Regions from separate parts of the Homo sapiens genome. Here region 2 is linked to region 1. Evidence: chromatin contacts called from ENCODE Hi-C or POLR2A ChIA-PET data. All regions are on one chromosome and are shown on one strand. The core of a region is the stretch at or near the end of the contact, and the rest is flanking DNA. Distances in the headings are between cores, read along the strand shown.

What was found. A loop is a pair of places that touch in the nucleus more often than their neighbours do. ChIA-PET counts read pairs that join two places held with the same protein, here RNA polymerase II (POLR2A).
Region 2: a map of CD8-positive, alpha-beta T cell shows a loop between it and region 1 (12-fold over the local background). The contact joins the promoter of SCAMP1 here to the promoter of FAM169A in region 1. A Hi-C loop is called at or near these places in 1 of 168 maps with a recorded cell type or tissue (CD8-positive, alpha-beta T cell). POLR2A ChIA-PET finds 5 or more read pairs at or near these places in 1 of 52 experiments (naive thymus-derived CD8-positive, alpha-beta T cell).

Annotation. Positions count from the first base shown.
Region 1 is chr5:74,864,285-74,869,468 of GRCh38, reverse strand. FAM169A (family with sequence similarity 169 member A) reads left to right here and starts at 3,082. Exons shown (of 13, transcript NM_001376049.1): 1 at 3,082-3,304. FAM169A-AS1 (FAM169A antisense RNA 1) reads right to left here and starts at 3,576. Exons shown (of 1, transcript NR_134288.1): 1 at 2,194-3,576. RefSeq lists silencers at 3,146-3,395, 3,466-3,635.
Region 2 is chr5:78,357,925-78,363,108 of GRCh38, reverse strand. SCAMP1 (secretory carrier membrane protein 1) reads right to left here and starts at 2,492. Exons shown (of 9, transcript NM_004866.6): 1 at 2,381-2,492. The coding sequence starts at 2,437. SCAMP1-AS1 (SCAMP1 antisense RNA 1) reads left to right here and starts at 2,568. Exons shown (of 2, transcript NR_105014.1): 1 at 2,568-2,895; 2 at 3,124-4,345. RefSeq lists enhancers at 1,733-1,852, 2,247-2,843, 2,763-2,922, 2,953-3,042, 2,844-3,440 and silencers at 1,943-2,062, 2,493-2,582.

The DNA.
Region 1 (5,184 bases), core at 1,833-4,332:
GTTTTGGGGCCAGTTGATGGCGAGATTTTGGGGGGGCCTGTTCCCAACATATTTATGTCTTATTGGAGTGTCAAAGATGATGATAAATCTTTCTAAGGAAATGTGTCTTTTCCACGCGCTAAATAAACAGAATGAAAACTTGTAATTATGCCCTGGAACTGGGGGACGGGACTTGGAGAGCAATTACACTTAAATGATGTAAAAATGAAAAATGTGTTTTTCAAAAACTAACAGATTATAAAATTTTGCTTAGTATATACCAGAGGAAGTTTTTACAAGTTTTCTTTCTAACTTGTAAACTTGTAACTAGTTTTAATTCTTCCTTCCTGTCTGGGAAAATACTAGATCTAAGAAATTATTTAAACTTGAAAGTATAGGACATTTAGTATGTTTTAGGGCTTCAAAAGCAAAATCTATCCATATGGTATAGGATTTTGTGCACATTTAAGGCAGTATGGAATTCTGGTTAAGGGAGTGTGCTCTTGAGCCAACATGCTAGGATTACTATCTGTGTGACCATGGGCAAATTGCTTAGTTTCTCTGTGTGCCTCAAGACTCCTCTTAGGTAAACTGGGGGTAACAGTGTATACCTGCAAGGATGGTAAGAGGATTAAGTGAATTAATTTCCATAAAGAAGTCTGTAGAGTGCCTGGCAATTTGTTAGCTGTCAAAAACATCAGTTATGATTTTAGCTATTAAGAATTCCTCTTCCCCAGTGCAACTAAAGAGCTCTTTTCTGGGTCATGTGTATTAGTAACCTCCAAAATCCAGGGTTGTGGCAAGCTTCTTTTACTTAAGATGGTTCCACTCCTCTTTAAACATAGAGGAAAAATACAATCAGAACGAACTCTTAACATGTTTCCTTTGCTAATAACAAAGTAATAATTAAAGCAAGCATTGCAAAAACAAAAACCAAAGCAATAATCCTTTTACTCTAAAAACGGTTCAGAAAAAAGCCTCAAAGCATATTTCAAAATATTGTGGTAACAATTTTCAGCATATACTAATCTGACAAAGGCTCATGTTTTTAGTTGTTGTTCTTTGCCCACTAAGATAAGCAAAATTTATCTCAGCCAAAGAGGGAAGTCAATGGTGATTTAAAAAGAAAAAACCAAAAACTCTCAAAAATAGTGTCATTTGCAAGTAGGGAAAAGAGAATCAGGCCTGGCGCAGTGGCTCACGCCTGTAATCCCAGCACTTTGGGAGGCCGAGGCGGGCGGATCGCTTGAGCTCAGAAGTTCAGGACCAGCCTGGGCAGCATGGCGAAACTCCGTCTCTACAAAAATTAGCGAGGTGCGTTGGTGTGCACCTCTGTCCCAGCTCTTCCGGAGGCTGACGCCGGAGAATCGCTTGAGCTTGGGAGGCAGAGGTTGCAGTGAGTCGAGATCGCGCCATTGCATTCCAGCCTGCCTAGGCTGTGGGAGTGAAACCCTGTCTCAAAAAAAAAAAAAAAAAAAAAAAAAAAAATTGGACCTTTTCTTTTATAGGTCTGGGTGAATGTAGTTCTGTCTCCTACCAGAATAGCCAGACATCTGGGAGCCAGGCCTCCCTGACCCAGGCACAAATACCCGCATACTTCTAAAACAATAGCTAAGAGTCAATCACACCCAGGCATTTCAAATATTATCAACAAGTTGTATTGGTTAGCTTTACACTAAGGCCTGAGGCTTCAACATCTGTAGGGCATAGTCTGGTAGCCAAAGCTTCCCCAAATGGCAATTGTTTGGGATTACCCTGGGGACTCCTACTTACACATAGCTCTAGAAATGTAAATACAAGTCATATAATTTCATTCATCACTGGCTATGGGTAGAACCCAACTACCCAAAATTCCTGCTCTATTAAATCTAATTCATTAAGTTTCATTAAAATGGTAAATGATGTGTAATAGTAAAGATTTTGGCTAATTAAATATTATACAAATGAAACAATAGATTCTTATATGGCAGAAAAGCTTTTTTTAAAAATCAGGGTCAAATATATCTATATCAACAAGCATTCTTTGAAGTATTTTTTGATCTTGCTAATTTTGCTAATCATTAGTAAATTCGTGAAAGTTGGTATTGTGATTGCTAAATATTTCCCAGGAATGAAAGAAGCAATTTTCAACTTTTCTGGATGAGCTGAACATAATACTACGGTTCTTGGATGATGAGTAAAAGAAAGTCTTGACATTAATACTTAGATACAATATTGTTTCTCAATACAGTTATTAAATATATTTAGACTACAATACGCATTACCTTAAAGACAATTTATCATGTTTTAAATGCTGGAGGGCTAATTTTCAGTAGGAGTGTGTAATTAGCAAAGGCGCCAGAGGCCATAAGACGGTAGAATAGAGCTGGGAGAGGCACGGGAGGAAAGCCGGATGGAACCCTGTTGTCTTTCTGGGTCAGGGTTATTCTGTACCGGTTAAACGGTGAAAGAGAAAAGGTCAGCGCAGGAATGTGGTATTTCCCTGACATCTCCAGATGAAAGTCCGGGCTCTAGGACTTCTGTAGACTGTGAAAGCAGCCCACGATTCTAACTTGCATGCACCTAAGTGGCAGTAGGTTTAGGATGAAAGTGGTGGGGCGGAGGCCGGCGGTCCTCGCCCGTGCCCTCTGCACCCCTGTCCCGAGGCCGGGATGGCCGCGCCCACTCTGGGTAAATTTCAGGAGGGCCTACGCGGGGCTGGAGAACTCCACCGGGCTATGCGAACAGAATCCTGCGAAGGTCGGCATTAAAGGAATACGCAAAATCAGCGTTGCAGCCCCCGCGGCTTAACCGCATCTATTTTTATATCTAAGCCAAGGTCACTCTTTAATACCAGGCCATTGCCCTGAGCTGGGCGTCGCGCTGCCGGGTGACGGCGGCCGGGGCGGAGAGAGGGGGCGCGGGTGGCGAGGCGGGGGCCGCGTGACGCCCCCGGGCTGGCCAAGCCCGCACCTGCCGGGCCGGCGCCTGAAAGCCGGGGCTGGAGGGAGGCAGGGCGGCGTCCCAGGCTCCGAGGAGGGGCCGCTCCGCGCTGGCGGGCGGGGGGATTCGCGGTGGGCGCGGGCGCGGAGCGGAAGCGAAGGCTGGAGGCGCTGCGGCGCTAGTGCGTCACGTCGTCGGAGGGCACGGTGGGCCGCGGCCGACCCGCGACGAGGAGCCGGGCGTCCGGGGCGAGCGGGAGGCAGCCGCACTCGCCCTGGCAGCCGCGAGCTGTGCGGCCTGGGACCGGCCGGAGGTCGCCAGCGAGCAGCCGCCGGCTCCATTCATTCGCGCGGCTCCGCCTCCTTTCCCGGGCTCTTCCAGCGGCTCCCGGGGCGCGTCTGAGGTGAGTGCGCTCCCTCTCCCCGGCGCGGACCGCTGGGTGAGGCCGAGACGGCCGCGCCGGGCCCCGCGCCCCCGCCAGCACCAGACCCGCGGACACCGAGCGGCGACGCGGGCCACCGGCTGTGGGCGGCCCCTGCGGGCTGGGCCTGGCGCAGACCAGTGCGGGCCGCCTGGACCCGGGGCTCGCGTCCAGCTGGCGGCGGTCTGCGGGGATCCCGTAGGGCGTGTGGCGCCCCCAGGTGCGCCGGCCTCCGCCTCGGCGCCACCATTTTGTGTGAGGGAATGCCCGTCTTCGCTCGCCTCCGCCGCGGGCCGGTTCGCAGCTGCGGCTTGCCGCCCCCTCCCCTCGCCCTCTCCCCACCTGGATGCTTGGCGTGCGAGCTGATTGCTTTGGCTTGGGGAGACGCGGACTCGGGGAGGTGTGGAACTTCAGCGTTTAGACTCGGTTCACCCGACCAGGTGGCCTCCAGAGATGCTCTGACCGCCTTCCTTTACCTGTAACTACTTTTGGAACAGATATTGTATGATTCTCCCTCCTCTGGAATGCTGGTCGTTGCAGTTTTGTCCTAATTGTGTTCTCAGCTCTCCATTATGCCATTTTTCAAGAGGCCTGTGCCTCAGGAGGTGAAGCCTTGAACCCTGGGTGGTTTATGGCTCGGGGGTCTGGATTACACTGACTCCCATGACTGTCCTTGGGGAGAAAGGATGAAGCATCTCACTGGCTTTTCAGCGTCTGGGAAGCGGCGTGGGTATCGTATCGGGTGGATTCGAAGATAACCACCTGATGCAGGTCACCTTCCCCCGCTGGGAGAGCCGTTCCTAACGTAAATTAAAACGTGTGTACGGGTTTTTGGGGGATTGGGACCGGAGGGACATATTTCTAAAAAATTTCCAGAAGGGAAAGTTTTCATTGTGATTCTCACAGAACTGTGACACAATTTGTCATTTTCAAGGTTCCTGAGAATTTGGGAATTCTTTTAATTCGTTGGCTTCTTGCGAATTACTACTTACGAACTGAGCAGATTATACCCAAGCCATTTATATTTTGTCATTGCATCACAGACAGGGATTACAATCGGGAGTGCTGGCTGTTGCATAATGCACACATTTGGGCCCTGGAGGGAATTCACCGAAGTGGATCTGGGTTTGGTGTGCCATGCGTTTTTATTTTTTACACAGGATGTACAGATGATCTTTGCAAACTACGTCCCTTATCGTGCTATAAAGTGTTTACAAGAGGAAAGATTTTTATTGACTAGTATGGACCAGACTAAAATTTTTAGTGTTTTAGTTTTGCTTGTTTTGGAGGAAAGGCAAGGAATGAGATGGTGAGAGGCACCTGGGAAAAGTCCGTTTATCCTAACACTTGAAGCGCAAACAAAGATAAAACATGATCGTCTTTCACAGAAATCTTGTAGCTATTATAGTGGACTTTTCTCTAAGTTAATGATGGGGATCTGTTTGGGGAACTTAGAAATAGCTTATGTGAGTAGCAACATTGACCTTCCACATGAGTGACCATAAATTAAGGTGTTTTACCTGTGGATTTTAGGTTCTAAAAGGCTTCAAATTAGTCTGACCTTTGAGATAGTATTCATGTCATTACAAGTGGTATTTATTTAATAAAGATGGGATATAGGCCGGGTGCGGTGGCTCACACCTGTTTTCCCAACACTTTGGGAGGCCAGAGCGGGTGGATCACGAGGTCAGGAGTTCAAGACCAGCCTGGCCAACATGGTGAAACCCCGTCTCTACTAAAAATACAAAATTAGCCGGGTGTGGTGGCACATGCCTGTAATCCCAGCTACTCGGGAGGCTGAGGCACAAGAATCACTTGAACCCAGGAGGCAGAGGTTGCGGTGAGCCGAGATCGTGCCCTTG
Region 2 (5,184 bases), core at 1,243-3,742, 3.5 Mb before region 1:
CAGCCTGGCCAATACAATGAAACCCTGTCTCTACTAAAAATACAAAGAATTAGCCGGGTGTGGTGGCGGGCACCTGTAATACCAGCTACTAGGGAGGTTGAGGCAGGAGAATCACTTGAACACGGGAGGCAGAGGTTGTGGTGAGTTGAGATCACGCCATTGCACTCCAGCCGGGGCAACAGTGCAAGACTCCGTCTCAAAAAAAAAAAAAAAGTAAAAAAAGAAAAATGATCATAAAGTAACTCAAATGATTCTAGAAACATTTCAGATTTAAGTAGAGTATCAGAAATGTTATTTCAAAAATCACTTTTACATAAATATAAGCAGAAGTAAAAAGACAAAATATAGATATAAAACTATACTTTGTGAGGAGGAGGGGCAGGTGAACATAAATGGAAAAATAAAGGGTCAGATACACTGACAGTGCTATAACAGTCACCAAAAACAGAGAAAGATCATAAGCAGAAATATGTGTACAACCAAGTCTACTTTAGACCTAAATGATCTGTCCCTGATGCATTTTACAAACTTGAATAATCATTGTCCTGGATACATCCACTTATAAAAGAACAAAAAAGATTTATAACGTTATGCCACAATGAATATTTAAAACAACTCCTGGGTTTAGAATTACTACAGCAACTTTATGAATGTCAGAAGAGGAAAAGTGTCATGGCAATATCAGATGTCACAAAAGGACAGTCTGGGCTAAGATGAAGACAATGTTTTGCCCTAACAAGAGAGCCAGTTAATATGAAATGAACCATGAAATGGAATGACCAAGTAGAAAATACACTGCCAAATCGTCAGATGCTGAATAAACAGCGTCAGTGAATTATCTGAATTAGGAAAGGCTAAAAGGTTCTTGATGTTTTATCTTCAAAATATTTTAAAATAACACCCATTTAACAATTTATGAACGGTCTCTTTAGAAAGTCTACCATTTAAGAACTACCTGATTTTCCACAACATGGAAGCAAGTCCAATACTAATTGAAACAAAACTGCCAGGAAAAAAAAAAAAGTCTTAAAATGCAACCATGTCACTGAAAGGTACAGGCCAGTTGTACTGAATTTTAAGTGACATTAGGGACAATGAAACAGTGACTGAGTCTAATTCTACACTGCTACAAAGTGAGTCGAGTTGTCAATAATAATCAGGGTCATTTCATTAAAATAATCCTCCTTGGAATTATCAGGCATTTAATAATCAGAGCAGAAATAGTTTTCCTCTTCCAGGATTCTTAATGAAAGATAAAACCAGGAGTAAAAAGATGTAAACTCAACAAGCCAGAAGTGACACTTGTGTGACCACAAATTAGAGTTCCTGTTTTATTCTGTGTGACTGCAAATTAAAGTTACTACTGCACATGGCCGGGGGGATTGAGAAACAACTTCAACCAACAGTTGGAAACAAATTACACGTGCTAACAGTTACACTCATTAGGAAATTCAGAATACTTTCAAAGAGAGAGTTATTTAGATGTTGCATTCATTTAAACGCAGACGATGAATATCTCAGCCGCCTTCCTTTGCAGGATTCTGTGCCAAGCCCTTCCGAAGCCGGGGTTGATAAGGTCGACTCCAAGAAGAAAAGCAGCTCAAGTAGGAAATGGTATCCTCACATAGCCCAGAGAACCGGTGACGCACTAGGAGCTTGGAAAATATCCCATCGTTTACCTTGCTAGAAGCAGCTGGGTAGGGAAGAGGTCGTCCACGTGCACTATTGTTTTCCAGATATGTTTATTTTTAAGTTTTGCTTTGGTATCAATAACCTCAACCTCAACCTAACAGAAAGAGGGGGGATGGCAGCGCCACTGGTGGTATTTGGGTGCAACACAAGTTTAAAAAATAAAAACATAACCTTTTTTTTTTTAATTGCAGCATACTCGGTGCCCTCACCTCTCTCCTCCTCCACACCTCTGCCATCACCCCACGCAGCTCTCCGCCGCCGCCACCTCGGGTCCCCATGACAACCCCACCCCAGGGCGGGCCCCCCTCCGCCGACTCCCGGCCCTGCCAGCCACACTTGCTTGGCAAGGGGCGACTCTACCTGCCCTCGGCTTTCTCTCCTGAGAGGCGGGCCAGGACCCCTCCGGGCGCGCGGGCCCAGTCCCGGCTGCAGACACGACCCTCACCAGTCGGGGACGTGTGGAAGGGCGACCGGGCACGAGCTGAGGAGGTTCCACCCCCAAGCCCCAAAACCCAAAGGAGTGACACGGGGCCGGGGCGCGACCCCAAATGGAGGACGGCGGCCCCGCGCCCCTCTCTGGGCTGCTAAGGGGAGCCGAGGGGCAGACGCAGTGGGCGCGAAGGAACTCGTCCGTTTTCACAAACAACGACGCGTCGCGGCGGCAGGAGATGCTGGGGCCGAAGCTCACCTTGAAGGGATTGTTGAGATCCGGGTCGGCAAACGGGTTACTGTCGAAATCCGACATCTCTCTGGCTCTCGGCGTCACCCACCCGACCCAGGCGCAGAGAGAGAGACGAGGCGAGGCCGCCGCCCCCCTGCGCGCTCACGTCGCCGCCGCCGAGCAGATCCGGGTGCAGCTCGCGGGCCACCCAGCCGGCCGCGCCACTGAGCATGCCCGGTGCGGCGGGCTCCTGGCCGCGGCGCAGCTCGCGTTCGCCATCCCGTTCCTCCGGGCCCGGATCCCACGCTCCGGGCTTTAGCTGCGACCGAGTAGGCAGTCGGGGCGAAGGAAACGGGAACTGAAAGCGATGAAAAGCGTTCCACACGCCACGAGCCCGCGGGATCCTCGGAGAGTATGGAACCCTTCCCCTCCGCTCTCAGCCGGAGGCCAGCTGCGTCCAGCCGGGCTCGGTCTTCTGAACACCGATTTCAAATCAGGTCCTCGGGGCCCAGCGTCACTTAGGGAAGTGGTGGCATTTTGTGGTAAGGACGCACACTTGTCAGGTTGGGGGAGGCAGCCTGAGTCGTGGGCCGCGCACCCCGGGAGCAGTGCCGTTAGACCGTGGGACGCGGGCACTGGAGAGGCTACTGCACCGCCCTCCGCAAATTACCTCCCCGGGGCGGGGGCGCGGCCGCTGCTAAGGATTTTTGCATACCCCTGACCCCACCTGAGAATCCCGGCCTCCCATCTTCCGGTCTCTCTGACTCTAGGTTGCTGCTAAATCACGGAGAGCAGCCTTGGCGCTGCCGGTCCCAACTTGATCCAAGGAGCCTTGAGAAGGAGATGAGATTCAGTACCAGGGGCCGGCCGTGGCTCCCATCCTCCGGAATCTGCAAAATGGCTACTTCTTCAGAAATAATGGGGAGAGGGATGGCAAGAGGCCAGAGATCAAGGCCCTCGAGTATTAACTTGAGCATTTGGGCACAAAATAGACACTTTTGGATTTTCCCGTCTTTTCCAACACCAAGGATGAGATTATCAAAAGATGTGTTAAATTAATTTGTACCGGCCGGGCGCGGTGGCTTACGCCTGTAATCCCAACACTTTGGGAGGCCGAGGCGGGCGAATCACAAGGTCATGAGTTCGAAACCAGCCTGGCCAATATGGTGAAACCCCCGTCTCTACTAAAAATACAGAAATTAGCCGGGAGTGGTGGCGTACGCCTGTAGTCCCAGCTACTCTGGAGGCTAAGGCAGGAGAATCGCTTGAATCCGGGAGGTGGAGGTCGCAGTGAGCCGAGACCGGGCCACTGCACTCCAGCCTGGGAGACAGAGCGAGACTCTGTCTCAAGAAAAAAAAAAAATCAATTTGTACCATTCCTTGCCCCACCCTGCCGAACTTATTGAAAGAGCATCGCTTTCCTCACTTTTCTCCTCTAACAGAAAAGCACTTAGATGAAGCTACAGGGAGCCAGAATTCTTTTGACTTGGTGGGTACCGGAGGATTGGAAGAATCTAGATTGAGTATTCCTTGGCCTTTGGGGAGCTTGCTCTATGCAAAGTCACCCAGGAAATGATACTCCCCCCACTGTGAAACACTAGCTAGAGATGATAGACAAAAAGCACATTTGTTGTAATCTCCCTTTGACGGGATTCAGGTTGGGATAGATGTCGAAGCAGCTGCTTCTAGGTAGTCAACGAAGATGTCAACTAGTAAATGACAACAGACAAGGATGAGCACAGCAGAGCTGTACGATTCTAGATATCAAAAAGAGCAAGCAGTCTGTTGTACTCACCATCGCATCCTCAGCAGCTGCCCAGTGCCCGGTTTTAACTTAGTGCTCAGTGTATGTGTCAGGTTTGAATCCCAATTCTGATACTACCTGTGCTACTCTCTTCACCTCTCTGAGTCTGTAAAGGATTATTTAAGAATTAAATGAAACAACATACAGAAAAGTGTCCTGCATGTATATTTAGTGCCTAACAAATATTGGTTGAACGTCGAAAGTGGCAAGGAGGCTCAGTATGTTCTTATACGCTTTGCCTCCCTTCTCCTGAGCAAGCATGTCCTTGCCCAGCTCATCTGCTTCTCTCACCACTTTTGCCCTCACTCCCTCCACCTGTCCTCCAAATGACTCAAAATAATCTGCACTATTTATTATGCATCTACTATGTTCCAAGACAATGAGGGTCAGCTGAGCCCGCATTGCAGGATGGAAATTTCCAACTATGTTCTGTTTACAGCTAATGATATTTGCACCTAATGCAAAGGTTTACAGACTTTACTGTTATAGAATCATTTGGAATACCTGTTGAAGATGCAGACACCCACCTTACCATACCTCCTATTGCTAAGATTACGCTTGAAAGGATCTGAGGTAGGGGCTCTGGATCTGCATTTTTTATTTTTTACATCTCTATACATTATTTTACATAAATGTATAAATGGAGTCATGACATACATATTGAATTTTTCACTTACAAAAATTTTTATTCCGTGTATTCCCTCTTCTCTTCCCCTACATTAACAACCTAGTACATTTCTTTAAATATTCTTGTAATAGTGTATATCTGCACTTACATAAAATAACATGTAATTGTATAAAAACAATACATATTCATGCAGATATGCATACACTCTAATACTGAGCTTTGGCATTGTCTTGAAAAAGTTAGATCATATGTATATTTTTCTGCAGCTGTTTTTCTCAATACGTATGGCAGAATTTCTCAGCAAGATGTGCATTGTCAGAGAGACAGTCTTAAGGTTTCTTCCCCTAGTATGCCACATAAATATTATCACTTTTTATGTGTAGCATGCCTATAGAGTGA